Linked DNA regions of Homo sapiens: region 2 is linked to region 1. The links are chromatin contacts, found by Hi-C or POLR2A ChIA-PET in ENCODE. All regions are on one chromosome and are shown on one strand. The core of a region is the stretch at or near the end of the contact, and the rest is flanking DNA. Distances in the headings are between cores, read along the strand shown. Region 1 holds the start of MC3R (melanocortin 3 receptor). Region 2 holds the start of RTF2 (replication termination factor 2).

Region 1 (5,662 bases), core at 1,987-4,486:
AATCAGATTCTGCACTTGCACAGGATCCCAGGTGATGCTCGTGGGCCTTCCAGTTTGGAAGTGCCCCTGCAAGCTAAAACATACAGGGAGGAGAGGGGGACTAGTTTTGATGATGAAAACCTGCTGGCAGCAGCATATTGGTGCAAAAGGACATCAGCCCCAGGATGCAGAATATACCATGACCCTAACTAGGTGGGTGCTCCTGGACAACCATATCACCCCTCCAAGGCTAAATTTCTTCATTTGTAAAATGACTCACCTATTTTAGAGGTTTGCTAATGGGATAAAATGAAATAGTGTGAAAACTGATATAAGAGTGAAAAGTAAGTTATTTTTATCTTGTTTACATAGAAAAAAGACATAATCCCTATAGCTATTCATATCACTTTCAAGTAATTAGATTCCCCATTCTCTACATTTACCCACTGAGCGGCCATGGAAAGTCCTGTAATTTAGTGTCTTGATTAAAATAATGGAGAACGACAGTGGCCCGGGAACCACAAACCTGGTATTTTTGGAAACTAAATGGGAGAGTTTTGTAGTTTGGCTAAAAGGCATTGCCCTAGAAAAGACTAGCACTGTGATCAATGGAGCTGTTTATGCCACTTACAAAGTCATCACTGAATTGCAGTGAAACATACCATGGCCGTGTGCAGGAGTCACCAGAATGATTCCAGGGTGTATTTCAATGTAACACACGTTTAGCAGCCATAAAAGCTTTTTATTATTTCCAAACATCATAACCAAAGCAAGAAAGGAATGGTTTTGCTTATATTAGCAGAAAATCTTCAAGTATTAAAGAACCCCAGTATATGCTAGTGCAAGATAAACACACAATTGCACCCCAAGACACAGCTTAATATAAGAATTTGTGACAGGGGGAGATATGGGGACAGCCAGAAAGCACAAATTGAAGTTATCTTGGGCAGAAAAGGATCTGACAATGCGAGCACTAGTCAGCCAGTCTCACCCTTTGCTCCCAGGAATGAATTCCTGTACTTGATAGGATATAGACATTGATAACAGGGTCACTCAACTTTAACACAATGCCAAGCAAAAAGGGAAAAGAACAAAAAAACTTTCTCTTTCATAGATAATATTGAAGAAGTCCTGTGATAGAGATGCAATTACTATAAGCAAAAACAAGGGCTCCCAAGAAAGTCACACAGTGGTTCTACGGTTTCTCAAACTATCTTAAGCTACAGTAAAGCAATTTCTTGTGATACACACACACACACACACACACACACACACACACACACACGTATATACATGTACCCCAACCCATGATTTCCTTTCTTGTTTTAAAGGCTAAAAGTAAATGATAGAAAAAAAGAAGTTATTTTAAAAAGATTAATCTATACCTTAAAATAGCAAGGTATCAAAATACACGTACACAAGTATATTCTGATTGTCCAAAGCACTTTCTCTCTTTCGTTAGAGTTTTGAAGGTTGTCTTAGATTTAATCCATAAAAACAAAACAACAACACACACCAACACAACAACAGAAAAATAGAAGTGGGTTACATCCTCATGCTACCTTTGGGGGTGGGGACAACTGAAGGGATATGGGGGTAAGAAAAGGGGAAAACGGCATAGCATTGCTCCTTTCACAAAGAGACAATTGTCTAACTGTAAATAGAATAATAGAGTAGAACTCAGTCTCCTACGGAGTTATAAGTGCAAAGCTATCTCTCCGTGTAGCTGGCAGCAGGAGGTCGTAGCTGTAACAGGTTTGCTTGCAAGAGATCTGAACCACCCTTATTGTTCATGAGAATCCTTCAGTCTGGTCTGGCCTGGAGCATGAAGACGTGGGTGTGGAGCAGATGAGCAGACAGGCGTCGCACACCCTGGGTGTTTGGAAATGAGTGCAGAGAGCATGCAGAGAAGCCTTCGCTGATTTCTCCCAGTGACTATTTGGGAAATCAGAGTTTGTGACTTACCCATCTTGGAATCCTTTCAGAGAATCTGTTGTTCACCAATTTTCCCCTTTAAAAGGCTTTGTAAACTTAAAAACAAACGACAAGTACAATCATGGCTGTTAACACATTTTTATATTTTCTAAGTATATATATTTTTCTTTCTAAACACCTCACGTGGATGGAAAGTCAAAAGTGACCCGACTGATGATCATTTCCATGGCCCTGCATCCTATCCCAAGTTCATGCCGTTGCAGCCACAGAGAATCTCCCTAAAGGTGTTGCGCAATTCCAGGCTCCGGAAAGCGTAGATGAGTGGGTCGATGACGGAGTTGCACATGATGAGGACCAGGTAGGTGTTGAAGTGGGCAGTGTAGCAGATGCAGTAGGGGTTGGTGGGGCAGGTGATGATGAGGACCAGGTGGAGGAAGAAGGGGGCCCAGCAGAAGATGAACACGCCCAGGAGAATGGTGATGGTGACTGCCCCCTTCATGCATGAGTGTTGCTGTGGGGCCACCCCGTCGGCAGGTGGCAGTGCTGCTATGCGCTTGACGTGCAGCCGCGCAAAGAGGAACATGTGCACGTAGAGGGTGCCCATGAGGAGCATCATGGCGAAGAACATGGTGATGAGGCACACAATGACCATTTTGCTCTCCGAGTAGACGATGAACACCACGCCACAGACGCCGCAGCAGACCCAGATGGCCACGATCAAGGTGAGGGCCTTCCTCACGGTCATGATGCTGTGGTAGCGGAGCGCGTAAAAGATGGTGACGTACCTGTCGACGGCGATGGCCAGGAGGTTGCAGATGGAGGCCACCAGGGAGATGCAGATCATGGAGTCGAAGATGTTGTCCATGTGCTGGATAAACTGGTCCTCGAAGGTCAGGTAGTCGCTGTGGACGATGGCGATCATGATGGTCTCCAGGGCATTGGACACACTTACCAGCATGTCGGCCACCGCCAGGCTGCAGAGAAAGAAGTACATCGGGGAGTGCAGGTTGCCGTTCCTGACCACGGCCAGGATAACCAGGATGTTTTCCAGCAGACTGACGATGCCCAGAGACAGGAAAACCTCGGGCTTGATGAAGACCTGCTCACAGAAGGCGCTGCTGCTCTGGTTGCTGAAGAAAGGGGCTTGGAGGTGCTCCGAGCCATTAGGCAGTGTTGGCTGAACAGAGGGCAGGCAGCACGAAGCATTCATTGCTGTCAGAAGGGCTGATCCGAGCTGGGGCTCCAGCAGGGTCCGTAGGAAGCTGCTGCTGCTCACAGGAAAGACAAAATCTCCCTCCAGATACGTCTTTTGGATGCTCATTCAATCTGGCCTTAGAGTTTATTCTCCTCTAGAATAAAAGGATGGGGAGGGTAGAGAGACAGATAGTGAGAGAGGGTGGAGGAAGAGACAGAGAGAGAGAGAGACATACACACAGAGAGAAAGAGCGAAGGGGGAAGAGAGAGAGAGAGGGAGAGTAGCTAGTTAGTAGCTAGCATGCAAGTTTGTAGCTTGGAGACATAGGGAGAACTTTGCTGTTCCAGGAGGAGCAGTTTTTATCTTGTTTACATAGAAAAAATACACCATAGGGTCTCTTACCAGCTGTCTTCCTTCTGTCTCCCTCTCACCCCTCTGTTTGTCTCTCCTCACTTCCCCACCTGGGAACAGAAAACCTGCCACCGGCTGCTACAGTTACAGCTCTTTTCATGGCAAGACAGGGGATGTGTTACTTGTCGCTAGAAGTGAAGGGAGAACACTCAGGTTTTTCATATTGGCCAAGGGCAAACAACTCCTACTTAATCTTCAGCGCAGCAGAATGACCACTGAGCATCGGGCACCTCTCTGACTGACAGCAGGTACCTGGCCCTGAGGATTCTGCAGGGAGATTAAGAAGCAGACTAGTGCCCTCTGCAGGCCGCACGGCTGTCTGCTTGCTGGCTTGGCTTAGCCCTTTGTGTTTGTCATGGAAACTGCCACAGGCATCCACTCATCTGTTCATTTGTTTGTTTATTTGTTAGTTCATTCATTTGTTGTTGTTGTTTAGCAAACATTTATTGAGCGCCTACTATGTGTCAGGTCTCTGCTGAGTGCAGGAAATACAGTGGTGAGCAAGACAACAGCCACTATCTCAGGCTTCCCCGAACTCAGAGTCTGGGGTGGAAGAAGAGGAATCAATAAATGCTTGAATCAGGAAAGTCCAGGAAACCAGGGATGCAAAGAGGAAGAGCCCTAACCCGGACTGTCAAAGTTCCTGGAGGAAGGAGCACCTATGCTTTGACTTCAAGGAGGAAGAGGTCATATCCAGTTTGGGGTGGGTGGTGGGGTGGGGGCTGGAGCTGGAGGAGGTAGAAGAGGACTCCAGGCAGAGGGAATCACACGTCTGCAGCCTGGAGGCAGAGAGCACCCTGGCCATAGAAGTCATCACAGATTGTGGATGTGGAGATCCCATTTGACCCGCGGAGTCAGAATCACCCAGGTGTAAGACCTGAACAAGTGTGTTTGCAATTTTTGACAGGTGAGCTGGGGCATAGTCACAGTTGAGCTCCACTGAAAAAGAATCTTGGGCTTTTGAAAGTGCTGAAAGTAGTCTGCTCTGGTCAGAGCATGGAAATAGGAGACACAATCTGAGAAATGAGGCTGCACAGTTTCTTAAAAAGTTGAGAGGTGCCTGAATCCTGAAGGACAGCCTCAGCCAGATGTGAGAATTTGGACAGTACCTTGACAGCAATGGGGACTGTGGAAGAAACATAGGTAGGGCAGGAATGAGATGGGGTCTGCATTTTAGAAATATTCCTGGTTGCAGGGTGGAGAATGAATTAGACAGACTGAGCATGTAGGCCAGGGAGTCCGGGGCAGAGGGTGTTGCAAAGACCCAGGGTGAGATGATGGTGGCCTGGAGCAAGGGAGTGGCCATGGGGACTTGGAAGACTTGGAGGGTGGTCAGAGAGATTCAGAAGGTTGGATAATGCAGCTTCAGAACTGATGGGTTATGGGATCATGGGAGAGGGAGCAGTCAGAAACACCTGTACTTCTTTCTTACATAATGGGGAGGATGGAGATGTTTTAAGCTGGAAAATGTGAAAGGCAGAAGTTAGCAGGTGGCCTACTAATGTAGTGTTGTTCTTGGAAGTATGGTTTAACACTTGGTCCATGTTAGATCTGATTCCCCATGTAGATCATATGAACTCAGAAAACACTGAGTCTTCTCATCCCTACACACACACACACACACACACACACACACACACACGCACATTCTAGGTGAATTAATGATCCATCTCTCCATGTAACTATGTATGTGTGTGTAGGTGTGAGAAATATTAAAAATATGCATATGGAAATAGAAGAAAACTTAGGATCCTTGGGGTGGAAAGATCTTAAGCAAGATGAGCAATCCAAAATTTAGTATGGAAAAACACCCTGAACTAAGTTAAAAGAAAAACAGAATGAAAATATTTGCTATAGGTAAAGTTACTATCTCTTACATACAAAGACTACTTTCACATTAACTAGAAAAAGATAAATTACCCCTAAGAAAATTGGGCAAAGGATATAAATAATAATTTACTGAAGAGAAGATGCAAATGGTTAATAAACATGAAAAGATGTGAAGCCATCTAGGAAGTTGGGGAAATGCCAGTCAAAATGAGATTTTAATATCGTTTTCCCAGCTAGATTGACAAGAGATAAAAAGATGCAAAATTCAGGTAAGAATATCGGGAGGACACTCTCATGCATTTCTAGTGTTTG
Region 2 (5,662 bases), core at 1,314-3,813, 220 kb before region 1:
CTGATAGCAGCCAGGTGTCTTACAATTAAACTCAATTCTGATACCACCTATTTGGATATGGCCTCAGATCCCAAAGGTTAAGGGCTCAGTCCCATAATACTGTCCCTACCCCGACTTTAGATGCCAATCACAAGTTCAAGTTGTCACCTGCACTTCTGACTGTCTATAAATCAAAGGCTACCACGATCCCCCCGCCCAGTTTGATGATTTGCTAGTGTCTCACAGATATGGGGAAAGAGTTTAGTTACCATTGCTGATTTATTACAAATACATTTTAAAGGATACAAATAAATAGCCAGATAAAGAAGTAATCTGGAAGGGTCCCAAGTGCAGGGCTGTCCTCATGGAGTTGGGGTAACTCTCCTGGCATGTGGATGTTGTCGGCAACCCAGAAAATCTCCAAACCCTCAACTTCAGGGATCTTTATGGAGACCCCACCACGTAGGCATGATGGATTATTAACTCCATGTCCAATTCCTCTTCTCCTCCCTGAAGGATGGGGGTGAGGTGGGGCTGAAAGTTCCAGGCTTCTAATCTTGGCTTGGTGTTTCTGGTGACCAGGCCCCATCCAGGAGCCCACCAATAATTGCCTTATTAGAACAAAAGATGATCCCGTCACCCAGGAAATTACAAGGAATTTAGGTGCTCTGCGTTAGGAACCAGGGCAGATTTCACAATATTGATCCGAAATGTAAGCTCCACCAGGGCTAGACTCTGCCTTGTTCACTGCTATATCCCTGGGGCCTACAACAATGTATATATGGTAACCACTTATTAAGCATTTGTTGTGTGAATAGTTATAATAAAAATCCATCCTGCCTAGGCATTCTGGCTTTTTTGAATCGCTCTTCCTTCTTTTCTACCCTCTTCCGACACCTGTTTCTTGTCAAGCCTTTCATTAAGCTACTCCTTTTCAGCCCTGGGCACAAGAAAACAAAACTGAGCTAAACACTTTTTTGGTGAAAGCCAAAAAACCACTCATGAATGCTAATTATCCAGCATTCGCCTGTTTACATGTACGTATGATCAGAGGGTACACTTCATCCTCTTGGGTATTCATTCATTCCCATATTCACACATACTTATTAGGTGTCTATTATGTGGCTGACACATGGTAGGGGTTACAGAGGTAAGACACACAAGGTTCCTGTCTACGTGGGAAAGAGACAATAAACAACACAGTGGTAGGCACTGTTAAGAAGAGAAGAGAGAATATTGGAAGTGAGGCACATTTCAGTTACAGTGGACAGATGACATTTGAGTAAAAAACTGAATGAAGTAAAGAAACTCATCATGTGACAATCTCAGTGAAGAGTATTTCAGATTGATGAACTCACACTCCAGGTTGAAGAACAAGAGGCCTGTTTAGCTAGAACAGTATGAAAGAGGTGGAGAGGGGCAGAAGATGAGGTCAGAAACATAGGCAAGGTCTGCTCAAGGGTCTGACGAGATTTTATTCTTAATGTGATGGGAAGCCACTGGAATGCTTCAAATACAATAGTGACTTAAGGGGTTTACCTTTTAAACAAGCTCTCCAGCTCCTGAATCAGAATACATGAAGTCTCCACGTGTGCTTTACAAATATTTTTGTAAAGAAGTCTCTACTAGGTGCTTTACAAATATTTTATCATTAAAAAGTAATTACTTGTGCTAACTTTGAAATCCCAAATAAGTGGATGGGAATCCTGGCTTCACTACCTACCAGCTGTGTGATCTTAGTCACCTTAATATCCCTGGACTCAATGTCCCCGTCAGTAGCAAAGAAATTATTATAATTTCCTCGATTACTTGTGAGATCAGGGATTATTCACTCATTTGTTTATTCGAAATATTTAGTGTGCCAGGAACCATGCTAGTTGCAGAGAAAAAAAGGGTACAGCCTCTGCTATCAGGAACTTACCGTCTAGCGGGGAAGACTTGATACAAATCAACCACGTACAGCCGTGTGCAGGCTAAGACAGTTTATAAAAGGATGTGGTAAGGGAACAGTTTGGGAAGGCTTCTCTGAGCAAATGAAGTTAGTGTATACAAAACTCAGTATACACTAGGTATTTGTATTATTGCTACTAGTCGCAGGTAGGGTTCAAATCCTGGCTCTGCCATTTACTAGCTTTGCAAATTTCTCCTTTTGAGCCTCAACTTCCATGTCTGAAAATGAGGACAACAGTATGTAGCTATAGGGCTATTGTGATAATTACATGAGATACCCCCTGTTAAGATTACTGTCCAGTGAATGGCAATAGTCAGCACCCATTGAATGTCCACTCTTAATACTGTTGTTAATTTTGAGTCCTCTGAATGGAATAAAAGACCGCAGCCAGGTCTGGAACTCCGCTGGCTCCCCCTTCTTACTTCCTCTCGTTTTCTGGGGTCGTCAAATTCCCACCACCCCCGGTCGCCAAGAGCCGGCCCACATCACTGACCTTCTCAACCTTCTTCGGCCCCTTCACCAGTTCATGCCTCTTGGGGATTGTTCCCCCGTCGCAACCCATCGCAGGACGGGAGTCAGAGCCAGCAGCAAACCCCCAAAGCTGTCACTTCCGGGATTTCCGGCGAAATCCGCAGCCACTTCCGGCGCACCGCCGTGACGCAGCACGCTGGTCGTGGCGTAGCGGGGCGGGGCGGGGCGGCACGCTAGGCGCGGCGTAGCGGGGCAGGGCGAGGCCGTTACCAAGTGCCGGTTGTCATGGAGAGCGTCGCTTGGAGGCTGGGCGTGGGCGGGTTTCCTCGTTCCCGTGAGACCCTGGGTTTCTGCTGCACAATCGGAATCACTCGCCCACGCTCCGGGAGGGCAGCGAGGGCGTGGGCGGCCCGTGCGCATCCACCGCTCTTTGACCCTATCCCACGCCAGCTTGTGTGGCTGCGGAGCGGGCACATCCCTGGACTGAGAGCGCCTTGAGGAAAAGGGCCGCCCTCCTGTTTCTGCGATTAAGGATGCCTATGAACGGAATCTGCTGTATCAATGGACATTTTTGTGTTTAAAAGGAGAACGCATCTTTCTTGAGCGCCAACTGTGACTCAAGCACTCACAACAAATCTTGTGAAGTGATGTTACAACAGATTCTAGGAAGTAAGACCCTCCCTTAAGGCCTGGAACTTTCTGGTGTTGCCATGCATATTGTAGATGGCATGTGTGTGAAATTTTGCATACAGTTTGTGCGTGTGTGTATTTCATTCACAGTTTCCTGAAGCCCAGGCTAAAAAAATTTTATTAACAATCAAGTATCATTAATAGACGATATAATAGTTCTTATAAAATATACACTGATGTTGCCATGCCCGTTCCAAGAGTCAGGCTGTATTTTATCTATAAGAACACAAATCCCTTGCTAAAAATTCATGATTGTCTGTCTGCTCTTAGGCGATTGTCTATCTCTCTGTTTGTTCCTTTAATTATTATAAATATTATGGGAAAGTGCCTATAATCCCAGCACTTTGGGAGGCCGAGACGGGAGGAGCACCTGAGCCCAGGAGTTCCAGGTCAGCCTGGACAACATGGTGAGACACCATCTTGAAAGAAAAAGAAAAATTAGCCAGGCGTTGTGGTAAGCTTTTGTAGTCCTAGCGGCTCCGGAGGCTGAGGGGGTAGGAAGGATTGCCTGAGCCCAGGAATTCAAGGTTGCAGTGAGCTTATGATTATGCCACTGCACTCCAGCCTAGGCAACAGAGCAAGACTCTGTCATTAATATGTATGTATGTATGTATGTATGTATTTGTACATATATATGATGGGAAAATTTCTCCATTGCCAAGAAGGCAGATCTTTATGATTGGATATTACCCTATTGACCTACGTGAAACATAAAAACGCTGAAAATATTTTTTACTTGGGAAGAGTTGCCCAGAAAATACGTGGATGTGGAAACTTCAAGGGCTATATGTAAGCTTGGGGTACTTGTTACTGTGATTAATGAGAATTTTAAAAAATAATCCCTTTAATTAGTTGGTCTCTGATTGATTTATGATTTATTTCTATGCTAACCACAATAACTGTAAGCTCTATGAGGGTAGGGACTTCATTTTGTTTTGTTTTGTTTTAGACAGAGTCTCGATCTGTTGCCCAGACTGGAGTGCAGTGATGTGATCTCGGCTCACTGCAACCTCAACCTCCCAGGATCAAAGCGATTCTCCTGCTTCAGCCTCCCCAGTCGCTGAGATTACAGGCGCCCGCCACCATGCTGGGCTAATTTTTGTATTTTTAGTAGAGACGGGGCTTCACCGTGATGGCCAGGCTGGTCTCAAACTCCTGATCTCAGGTGATCCACCTGCCTCGGCCTCCCAAAGTGCTGGGATTACAGCCGTGAGCCACCAAGCCCGGCCAGGACTTTTATTCCACATTGTATCATCAGTGCCTAGAAGAGTCTTTGGCACACTCAATATATGAGTACATTTCCTCAGTAAACCAAAAGAAAGTACAGATTCATTGAGAAAGGGGTGAAAAGCCTAGTTTTGGCAGATACTAAAACTGGTTAGTACTATTAGAATTCCATTTACTGGTGAGGAAACAGAAGCGTGGAAAGATCAAATGACTCCTTCAAGGTCACATAGGCAGTGAGAGACCCGGGAATGAGTGCTAGGATTAGTTCTTTCTCACAGCAAAGGAAAGAAAGTCAAATACAGAAGAGCAGAAACACCAGCATCTTTAGAAAGACTCAAACCAGTGTTCTTTTCTCATTTGGGGAAGAAAAAACAAAAATAGCGGCTCTTTATTAAGCCATGACCATGCGTGCACTGAGAGATTTGTAGGCATTTTTTCACTTTGGGCTCACAATAACCTTAAGAGTTAGAAGGTATAATCCCTCTTGTTTTACAAATGAAAACCCCAAGACTCAGATGTGCAAGTTGTCTTTGTTCAGAGTCTCATAGCTGCTGAGTAAAAGGAGTATAAGATGAGGGGCTGTCTCCGATGAGGCCCGTCTGACTTAACTGCTTCCCCAAATGCTGCTGATAAAACCCAGCAGTACCGGCTGTGCTGGTGTTCTAGCTCAGGCAGCTGGACTTTTTTCTCTTCCTCATTGGTTTCCTCTTTTAGAATATTGGTCTCTAGGCTACTCTGTGCCTCAGACTATACGCAGCTAGAACTTTTGTGAGGTTTATTATCATTGGTAGCAAATATGTGTTGAGAGCTGGCTGCCATGTCAGGTGCTGTGTTCAGCGCTTTATTGGACTTGAGCCGTTTTATTCTCCCGGCTCTACTGGGAAGCAGATGTCATCATTGTCTGCTTCTTCTTCCACTGCCTTGTTGAATGAACTAATAAAGGTTATTCCCTTACAAGCATCTTCGGAGACAACTTTGTCCTAGCCAAGCCATGGATTTTTGGGGAAGCAGAGGAATGAAATGATAAAAAGGAAAATCATTACCCTCTAGTAAAACCAGTATTTCTTAACCTTTTGGGAGTCATTGGACCTGTTTGAGAATTTGATGAAAACTTTGAACTAAATCTCCAGAAAAGTATTGATTAGCACATAACGACATTTCACATAGCGTATACATGTTTGTATTTTACTCACAGCCTTCTGAACCTCAGGCTAAGAACCAGTACTTTAAATGCTGTTATAGTAAGTCCTTACAGTAGGTCTCAAATATTTCAGACTTCTTTTTTTTATATAATTTTTTTATTTTTGAGATGGAGCCTCACCCTGTTGCCCAGGCTAGAGTGCA

Evidence for each region. Hi-C counts contacts between places; a loop is a spot of excess contacts on that map. ChIA-PET counts read pairs that join two places held with the same protein, here RNA polymerase II (POLR2A). Pooled maps may share reads with other maps.
Region 2: a map of Caco-2 shows a loop between it and region 1 (14-fold over the local background). The contact joins the promoter of RTF2 here to the promoter of MC3R in region 1. A Hi-C loop is called at or near these places in 1 of 168 maps with a recorded cell type or tissue (Caco-2) and 4 of 50 pooled maps. POLR2A ChIA-PET finds 5 or more read pairs at or near these places in 1 of 52 experiments (OCI-LY7).

What each region holds. Positions count from the first base shown.
Region 1 is chr20:56,246,306-56,251,967 of GRCh38, reverse strand. It overlaps MC3R (melanocortin 3 receptor), which reads right to left and starts at 3,236. Exons shown (of 1, transcript NM_019888.3): 1 at 2,153-3,236. The coding sequence starts at 3,124. The coding sequence ends at 2,153. RefSeq lists a silencer at 3,766-3,835.
Region 2 is chr20:56,465,528-56,471,189 of GRCh38, reverse strand. It overlaps RTF2 (replication termination factor 2), which reads right to left and starts at 2,563. Exons shown (of 9, transcript NM_016407.5): 1 at 2,424-2,563. The coding sequence starts at 2,492.